Regions from separate parts of the Mus musculus genome. Here region 1 is linked to region 2. A link is a loop called in an ENCODE intact Hi-C map of the cell type or tissue named here. Cell type or tissue: left cerebral cortex. All regions are shown on one strand. Each heading gives the region's core, and the rest is flanking DNA. Links, peaks and the distances in the headings are about the cores only.

Region 1 (4,978 bases), core at 274-4,273, 350 kb after region 2:
AAAAACCAAAAAAACAACAACAACAAAACAAAACAACAACAACAACAAAAAAGAGTGATTGTCTAGGGAGTGTAATAATTTGCAAATAAGTCCATAGTTCATCTGTATGCTAGGGTATTTTAAAAGCCCTTTTTTATTACAAAAAACATTCTAAATAGCATGAAAATAGAAAGCAGAGTATGACAAGCACTGGTATATTTATCACTCAGAGTCAAGAATATTGCTATATTCATTTTATCTCTGTGTATACATGGATCTCTTTCCCTAAGCCATTTAAAACCGAATTATGCATTTCAAACACTTAGAAATGGTTGTATATCATTGTACAAATCCATAATTTTATTAGTGTACTGAAAAATTAACAATTCATTCCTAAGGCTATATTTAATATTAGCACATGTTCAGACTTCCTAAACTGTCCAAGTACTTTTAGTGACTGGGACCTAGGATTAGCAGTGTTAGTGGTTTGAATTAGTGGAGGCAATATCAACAGTCCAAGGATGCCCTAGGGCAAGATTTCTCAAAGTTGGCATGACTGACATCCTGGATAGTTCTTTGCTATAGAGACTCGCTTCTTCTGCATTGCAGGAGGTTTCGATGGGTCCCCAGCTTCTACCTGTTAGCTTCTACTTGCACTTCCACCTTAACTGTAATAGTCAAGAATATCTTCAGACTTTACTCAACGTCATCAGCTAAGGAGTAAGGGTGGAGAATTAATTAAGAATTAAAATTGTCTTGGGGAAGATATGACAATAAAGTTTACACTATGAGACAGACTCTTAGCATTGTTGGGATATTTTACATACATTATAATGTGCATCTCTTCTGGATAACAGGTCTGTGAGGTAGGGACCCTTCTTTGATTTTTGCAGGTGGGGAAGGTTCTTAGTAAGATTCTGGGCTGTTGCTGAGGTTCACACCTGGTCTATTCTGTCTCAAAGATAATTCTTTGTTCATAGTCCAAGCTGTTTCTCTTTCTGACAACAGAGAATAAAATGCTGGAATGCTGGCATCCCAGGCTTAAGTGCAGAAGTGTGAGGCTCACTATGAGCTCTGAGAGGGAAGAGAATTGGTATGGTTAGAGTATCCATCCAGAGAGAGCAGGGAACTTCACCAGCAGTCTTCTGGGGGCTCTGTTGTTAGTGAATACTTAGAGAAGGGACAGCCATGAGAGCAGCCTTAGAGTGGAAGGGACAGGGATTGGATTTCAGACACTAAAGAAAACTTGGAAAGTCCCTGAGGTACAGCAACAGGGTGAAACTCCTTCATTCTTCCAGTGAATAAGCATTGAGCTTCTATCTTCCAGTGTCTTCTCCTATTGCTTTCTTTGGGCTCCTAAAGTCTTTATTGTAGAGGTAGTTCATCTACTTCATTAAATTTAAAAATAGTGGACATGGTGACACATACCTGTAATCACAGCACTTGGGTGGTAGAGATAGGGGATCAGTTCAAGATCCTCTTTAGTTTACAGGCTGAGAACTAGCCTGGGTTATAGGAGAACCTGGTTCAAAATAAAAGTAGAAAACCAGGGGTTTTCCCTCTGTGTTGTGTGTGATGCAGGTTTCTCTACTTAAGGTATGATTCACAGAGCCTCCCCCCTGGAAGAGCTTTTAGAGGTCAAAGAAATTTGAGTGTCTAAGAGGTAAACAATAGCACTACAATGTAACATTTGACTAAAAGGGGTAATATAAGTATAAACTTTACTATTTATTATGATTTCAGTTGTTTAACAAGGCTGAATAGGAGAAAAAATTAGAAGTGGTCAGGCGTTTTTCTTTTCTTGATGCCAAATGTCATAATCACATGTAAGAGTATCCAATTACAGGTAGGTTGATTGTGCTCCCAAGTCATTTGAACAAATAGCTACTCAGCTTCCATGGATTTAAAAAAAAAAAAATTAAGTAAACAGAGTTAGCCTCTTCACTTACCTAACAAAGATAATCATTTGGTAATCATATAATTTGTGAAATCGGGAAGATACTTTCCCAAACTGCACGGTTTCCTTTTAATGTTTAGAATCACTATATTAAACATTTTTGATTGGTTTAAATTATTTGAAAATCATCATTCAAACGTTTCCTTCGGATCTTAGTCAGTACTTATTTGGTAGATTTATCAAGTGAAAACAAACATATGTTTGTCTGAAATAAATTAATTTTCAGTTTTACACGCATTTTTTTTTACTTTCATTCTCAGACAATAAACATGTTTTACAGTGACATACTTTTTTTTTTTAATTTGCACACGAGCTACACCAGCAGGGGGCGAAATACAAAAGGAATAAATTTGACAAGCCATATAGATTTTTCTCACTTCAGTGACTGGCCAATAACAAAAATATTCAGCATAACCACAAAGCAGCAATGCAGTCTCTGTTATCTTGCAATGACTGAATTGTGAGGAGACAAATGAGGGTCTATTTTAGTTCTTCAAGTTAATTTGTCTAGAACATTGCAGAGGCAGGATAAACCATGATGAATTGCTATTGTCCTTATCTTTTTCAACGTGTGTAATTCCTCCAGTCAAAGGGCTAGACAGTTCTCTGAGATGACGGGTGTTTTCAGTCCTTGTTCCTTTCGGTTACTGCTGAGCTTTGCGGTTTGGGAACTATTTTAAATAATTCAGCGTGGGCAGAAAGAGAACCCGGCAGGGCTCAGGGTTTGTAGGGTAGAGTCCAGGGTTCACCGTCTGAGACAGGAATAAAAATCCTGCAGCTTTGTCTGAGTTTTACAGTGGAATGGTTTCTAACAGAGTCATAATAAAGGACGGGGAGATGTTATTAAAAAAAGACCAATTGCTCAGGAACCGATGGAAACAAAAACCTCTTATGACCTCTATTGTATAGAATCGCTCAAATGCACAAGTTGATTGGAAAGATGTATGAAAATGATCATCTTCTCCAAACACCAACACAATTCTGGACTGATTTTTGTAGAAGACCATTTGTTAGTTTGCCTGCTGACTTCTCGTCTTAAGTAGGACAATCACTTCTCGTTTGTTAAATAACAGCTTCCTCTTTTGTTGGCTTACATAAAAAGGGAAGGGAATGAAAGTCTTTTATTCCGGGCAAAAAGGACAAGCTGCTGAATGTTGTCCAGCCGGTTTTTCAGCAGAGATCTGGTTCCGTATTTCCATACGTCTGCAGTTTTATTCCAAGGCGGAACTTAACCCTCTCCCCGGCTCATCGGGAAAGTACTGGGCGGAGAGAAGCTCAGGTCTGTGGCCCGGAGCGCTGCCTCAGAGGGTCGGGAGGGGAGGGAGGACGTCCCCAGCCCACACTTCAGTGAGTACGGAAAAAAGACCGTTTGCCCGCAACCAAAATGGCGAACGTCGTTCCACACGACGGCGCCTGCGCAGAAGTAAGAAGTCTGTGACACTAATTCCCCTGGAGTGTCCTCCCCCACCCCGGCACCCACCAGCGCCCGGCCCCGACCTAGCCACCTGCGCCCGGAAGTGACGTATGGACAGCAGCGGTTCCCCGCTGCATGATGGGAGAGTGTGTGGAGTGGGCGGGGGTCTCCGCGGAGGAGGAGGAGGCGGAGGCGGCGGCGGCGGCGGAAGAGGGCGGAGGGTAGTGGGATGGGGGTCCCGCGGCAGCGCTGAAACTCCGGGTGGGCGTCCATGGCGCCGCGCCGCTGACAGGGCTGGGAACAGCTCCCCTTCCGCCCTCACCAGCTCAGCGTCCGAGTAACCGGTCCTTCCCCGGGGAGCCAGTTCCTCCCCGGGCCGCCGAGCCATGCCCATCGCGGCCGCCCGGGACGAGCCAGGTGAGTGCTGCCGCCGCGCTCCCGGGGTGCGGAGGACCCGGCCCGGCTAGTCGCCCCGGCCTGGAGCGCCTGCCCGCGTCGGCCCGCGTGCGGGCCTGCGAGCTCCGGCGCGGGCTCTGCTCTTCTCCGCGGGTGCGGAACGCCGCTGGCAGCGCCCGAAGCCGAGTGGCACGGCGCTCGGCATCCCAGGCTCGGCCGAGGAGAGCCAGCCGTGCCCTCCCGGCCGCCGTGGCCCGCCCTGCCTCTCGCCGTCCACCCGCCCCGAGCTGCGCGCCGGGGTTCCCTCCCGGCCGCTGTGTAGAAGTTTGGGGCTCCGCTCCGGCGTCCTCCTGCTCCCACCTCCCTCGTGACAGGTGTAAACACTGTCTGCCTCGCGGAGGCCCGAGGCCGGCTGCTGCAGGACTGTGCCGCCTCGAAGGGTCTCTGAATGCTCCAACGGACAGAGACGGCCCAGAGCTGTGTCCCTTGCGGAGAGGACCTTTTAGGCACTCCTCAGGAAATTATCTGTGTCTTCTCCCTCCTTGCGTCCGAAAGTTGAGCCATTATTCTTTAAGCTCCCGACGTGGCAGGTGCTGCCGGGGACAGAGGGTGAACGGTGGTGGGTTCTTTTTCCCTTTGGAAACGGAGACTAGTTGTGCTTCCTACCGCCCCCACCTTGTTGGTTTATTCAAGTTATAGCGTGATGTCCCTCTGAATCTGAATCTGTTGCGGTTGAGGAAAGAACTGACTCATACATGTAAATATTAACGGGGAGGGGGCAGGGAGCGTCAAAGGAGCGTTGGTTCTGTTTCAGAGTTCTTACTAAAAGAAGTAAAACTTTACTCAAACTTCAGGGCATAAATATCTTTCACGAGGTGTTTTTTTTGCGGGGGGGGGATAGTGGTGGGGATAGGAACTTTGGAAAGGTTCAAATCAGATTTTACATTTGTTGAACTATTAGAGAAATATATACTAAACTCTAGGGGGAACTCTGCTTCAACTCTAATGCGTTGATATAAGCAGCCTAGTTTACCATATTTTATAAGTTTCTAAACGTTGGCATTTGTAGGGATCATTTTTAACACTCTCCAGAAGTGTATTTGTTAAAACAAAGTACCTATGGTAGCCATATACATGGATATCTCTCACACGAATAGCAAGTTAGATCCAGCATTGTAATTTCTAGATCAGTAAATAGCACTTACTAGATTCTTATTAGATATAGTGTATCA
Region 2 (4,978 bases), core at 625-4,624:
AGGAAGGCAGCAAACCCAGACTTCACTAACTTCTGCCTCTGGACTCTTGGAATCGGACAGGACAAAAGCACTGTTGTTAGTGGGTTCCTTAAAAGTACAAATGGTCCTGGTAGAGCTGGCTGGTAAGTACTATCAGAAAAGGTCAATACAAGGTTACTTAAATGCTAATTTTAAGGAACACACAAATAACCGCCAAGTCTCCAACTAAGGTGGTTTCCAGTTTACACTAAAAACCTAGGTGGTTAAGATTCCTTAAATTTATCAGATGAAACACTATAACCATATAAGCAATCTTCTATACATTTAAGTGTTCCATTTTCAAATTGCTCAACAGATCTCTTAACAAACTTCAGAAAGGGGATAGGTTGGGGAACAGAAGAAAAAATATCTAAAGTCTCACTTTCGTTTTCTGACACACCTACTAGATTTAAAATCTGGGGGCATTACAAAATTAAATTAAGTGTGTAAATGAAAATAATGCTATTACAGTTCTAAATCTCATACAACTTAGGAAAAGAACTTGTAGAAATAACACTTGATTTAAAGTTTTCACACCTTCCATTTGATACCAAAAGTGTTTAAAAGATTAATTGCCCTCAGAGTATTTACTACAGATGTTAACTGTGAAAAAAAAAAAAAAAAGAAAGAAAGAAACCCAAAGAAATTATATGCTATATTTAGACAATAAGGAGAATGTTTCAAGTATGTGTATTTGAATACTCTGGGGAAATATGTTGTTACCTGTGAAAATGCATCATAAACCGAAACAAGAAATTGAGGAACTGCACCCTGTTCACAATTCAAAAACTTTAAATTCACACGACTAGGCAAACTCGGTTAATGTGGAGAAAAGACATTGTGCTATCTGACACAAAAGATCACCTGCTACGAAGACAAAGTAACACTCTACTACCCGAAAGTAAAGAGCCTTTGAATCAAAACAGACAACCTTTGATACACAAAAGCTTCAATTCTCGGTTTAATAAAGCGTCCTGTGGATGAGATGCTCAATATTTGTTGATGGAAGAGTGCTGGGGCTAAAACCAACGAGCATATTGTGAGTAGTGACTAAACATGTTAAATGTAGGTTAAGTAAAAACTATCCCCTCCCTCATCATTGTTGTCTGACTTTGTAAGAGATCTGCACATATAAACATAATATATGGCGAAGTGAGTTGATGACTTACAGTATCTTCACCACTCGGAACATTTTTCAGAAAGTCCTTTGAGGTTTTAAGATTCAAATACTATTTAAAAAGAATTATTGTTTCAACTACCTAACAATTACCTAGACTTCTTCCAGACTTCATTTAACCTGTAAGTAAAATGAGCATCTTTAACTTTTCCACAGGGCATTTGGAGAATGAGTTATTACTCATAAACGCTTTCGGAGCCTCAGACACCAGCGCGGTACATCAAGCGTATCCATCAATTTGAGGGCTTTCTGGACCTCAGTTTACCCACGTACGGAAACGGGCTTGGCAAGGGCCGGGAGGTGAAATTAATTAGTGTTTTTAAAATGCTCTGAGATTCCCAAGATGAAAGGAAACGTAGAGGCACGCAGAGATGATGACAATAATCATAACAATAAAAAGAATGACTAACTTGGAATTCTGTGTTACGTAAGGAAGCTGAGAAGTTATCAGATTCACACAAACAAAAGAAAAGCCCACCGCCCCTTTGTTCCCCTTCCACTTCGCCGGCCTGCAGCCTGGCCGCGGGAGCGAGAACCGGGCCGCCGAGCTGGGGCTCCCCTCCGCCGCGCACCCGCTCCAGCCGTGGGGGAGGGCGTTCCGGGCAGCTCCTCACAAAGGCGCTTCCTCCCTCCGCGCGGGATGCGGCGCCGCAAACTCTGCTCCCCGCCGCCTCCCCGCGGGCGGGCGGGCGCGCAGGCCGCCGCGCCGCCACCGGCAAAGGCTCGGAGGAAGTTCCGCGCCGCCGGCCCTCGCGCCCCCGTTCGCCGCCCGCGCCGCACTCACCGGACGACTGCTGGTGGCCGGAACGCCAGCTCGGCCCGCCGCACGGACACCCGGGGCGCGGGGGCGGCGCGAGCACCGGTTGAACGCAGGCACCAGCGGAGCCCGCCGCCTTCCCGCCAGCCGCCGAGCCCCGCGAGGCCGAGTGGAACGCAGAGCCGAGCGCGGACTAGAGAGGGAGGCTCGGGCCCGCTTTGTGGTGAGCTCCCCGGGCTGCAGGCAGATCCGGTGGCGCCGCACGGCCGCTGCTGCCGCTGCTGCTGTTGTCGCTGCCGCTGCTGCTGCTGTTGCTGGCGCTGGAGAAGGCGGCGGCGGCGCCCCCGACGGTCCCTCCGCCTCGAACCGCCTTTGGGTCACTGACACACACTGGGAAGGAGGGACCGGGACTAGCGGGAGGGCGGGGCATAAGGGTAAGGGGCAGGGCCACATCGCGAGGCGGTGCCGAGAGGGCTCTTGGGAACTGTAGTTCTCTTTACCGAGAGAGAAAAAAAAAAGTATCTGTTGTGGAGGAGCCTACTGCTGGCTCTGCGCTGTGCACGCGCAAGGGGGTTGGGGCGGGGACTGTTGCCATAGTCACCCATTCACTAAGCCTGAAGGTTCTGGACTGTAGTTGACTAAACAAGGCTGGTCTTGTGTCTTTGGTGCCATTGGGTTCCTGCCCACAGCCAGTCCCTCCTGCTTCACCCCACCCCCAACCACTTCCAAGTGCCCAGTGAAATCTAACTTCCTCTTGACATGGCAGTCTCCTTGGTTGTTTAGATTTCTTCTGCAAATCATAAATACCCCCTTCCTTTGCCTCCTTCAAGAGAATTACCCAAGGTACTAAAAATCTACTTGTTCTTAGTGTTTTAACAATTAGGTTATAAAACTGTAGGGAGCGTGACCATTAACAGAATTCTGTAATTTCTTTGTTCGGTTAGTTACATTTAATTCCAACCCAAGTTCAGCATTAACAGCATTGTTGGATCATTGTACTGCAATTTGTTCATCTGAAAATCTATAGTTCTTCAAACATCCAGATTCCATAAATATATATTCAAAAGATAAGTAGAGAGAGTTCAGAACTGTTCAATGTATGTATTAGCCGATTCAAGTTTCTCACTATCAAATTACAACATACGGCACCTTGAAACATGGTATGGGTATGTTGTGCTCAGCTAAGTCTTACACCCTTTCTAAATGACCAGGTATGCATGTATGGTGGTGTGAGAAAACACAGTACTGGCTCTCCAGAAGGTTTACAGGTAATTTGCCTCAGTTTCCCTTAATAGAGTACCTAGAACCTGGAAGAAAAAACATTAATGCCAAGGAATCAGACATCTATTTCAAGATGGGAAACTAAGGATTTTCAAATAGTCTTAGGATCAAAAACCCTGGATGCCCACAGACCACATAATTATTTGATCAATGAAGAAATAAGTAATTTAAGAAACAAGTACACGGGAGACAGAGAATGGCTCAGCAGGGCTCAGCAGTTAAGAGCACTGGTCACGCTTCCAAAGGACCTGGCTTCTTTTCCAGCACCAATGTGGACACTCACAGCCTCCTGTAACTTCAGGGAATCCAACACCATCTTCTGGCCTCATTGGCCCATAGACATATATGCAGGCAAGACACCTGTATTTAAAATATTTAATGTAGATATTTAAATAAAATACTAAAAAACAAGTAAAGGTATTTACTATGTGCCAGGCACTTTATTGGGCCTCAAAAATAGAGCTGTAAAGATATAAAAGAGACATACTTTGTATTCATTGTCCCCTCTCTCTGCCAAGGAAGAGACAGATAAATGGACTCAGTGTGATCTATGCTGTCATAGGAAAATTCAGACTACCTCAGACTCAGGCAGGGTCAGGAAGTGCTTCAAAGATCATTTGAATGTGGGCTGACTCACGGCTTCCACGTTTGTGTATTTTATTGGCAAAGGTGGAAGAGAGCAGTGAAGGAGCAGGGAGCTCGAGGACACAGAGGCTAATGGCACATTTGCTGGCGGTGGCAGAAGCACACTGGGGAGAGAGGCATGAGGAAACTTCAAGAAAATGAAGGAGACAGCTAAGCCCATGAAGGGTGGGGGTAATATGCTAAAGAATGTCATCTTTTTTTTATTTCTTCTGGAAGCAGTATTCAAACATGAGTTTTTGATAAGATATATTTGAGAAGCTTAATGGACCCTGATCAGGGTAAATGCGCATTCATATAAAAACTACCACAGGACTTATGAGATGGGTCAGTGGGGTTGAGTGCTCACTCTTAAGCCTAACAGCCTGAATGCCAAAAATTGTAAATATGTAAGATCCCCCTTCATCAAAAACATTTTAAAGATAATTTAAGGCAAAAACAACAATGTTGAGGTTTGATCTTGCTCTCTATTGTAATGCTAAATGTGGGCCCCCAAGACTTGGAGTCTGTACATAGACTTGTGACCCTACCCCCAAGTTATTTCTGATCAGTAAATAAAGATGCCAACAGCCAATAGCTGGGCAGAAGAGACATAAGTGGAGTTTAGGCTTCTCAGGCTTGGAGTCCTAGGAGACAGGGAGGAGAGGAGTGCAGGAGGAGGGAGGAGAAGCCACCATGGGTTAAGTGAGCCATAAAAGTGCAACCCTGGGGGCTGTCCAGTGGGAGTTAAGAGCATCCCAGATGAAACATAGTAAATATTAAGTAATAATTTGTATTTATCTATAAGAAAGTAGATTCTAATAGCATAGAAGGTAGATAGCTGCCCAGTTCTTGTGCTGTTTACGGCTTATTATAAATATAAATGTAGGGGTTGTTCTGATGCTCTGATCAGGAATCTTCATGGGAACCTGAAGGTCCTGTCCCCAGTTGGTTCTTGATTGATCAGTAAAGATGCGAGCTGCCAATGAGCTCGGAGGAATAGGCAGGACTTGCAGTCTGCCCCTCTCCCCCAGCCTCTACCCCCCACTCCACACAGGCAAACTAGCAGATCAAGGAGAGAAAAGATTTGCCATGCTTCAGATGGGGAAAAAAACATCAGCCAT

Evidence for each region. Peaks named below come from ENCODE experiments on the same cell type or tissue, not always from the same donor. Only the 100,000 strongest peaks of a DNase experiment are listed, where the experiment ranks them.
Region 1: it touches region 2 in a loop (3-fold over the local background); 2 of 42 quality-filtered maps call a loop at or near these places.

Annotation. Positions count from the first base shown.
Region 1 is chr11:20,740,095-20,745,072 of GRCm38, reverse strand. Aftph (aftiphilin) reads left to right here and starts at 3,517. Exons shown (of 10, transcript NM_001290545.1): 1 at 3,517-3,767. It overlaps Gm46272 (predicted gene, 46272), which reads right to left and starts at 4,441. Exons shown (of 1, transcript NR_168691.1): 1 at 1,684-4,441. In left cerebral cortex, for the core only: a CTCF peak has its summit at 2,263 (motif pointing right); DNase peaks (open chromatin) are centred at 2,317, 2,542, 3,367 and 4,145; H3K4me3 peaks cover 2,299 bases; H3K27ac peaks cover 2,358 bases.
Region 2 is chr11:21,088,680-21,093,657 of GRCm38, reverse strand. It overlaps Peli1 (pellino 1), which reads right to left and starts at 2,334. Exons shown (of 7, transcript NM_023324.2): 1 at 1,980-2,334. In left cerebral cortex, for the core only: no CTCF peak of the experiment used is centred there; DNase peaks (open chromatin) are centred at 1,147, 1,440, 1,866 and 2,456; H3K4me3 peaks cover 2,165 bases; H3K27ac peaks cover 1,951 bases.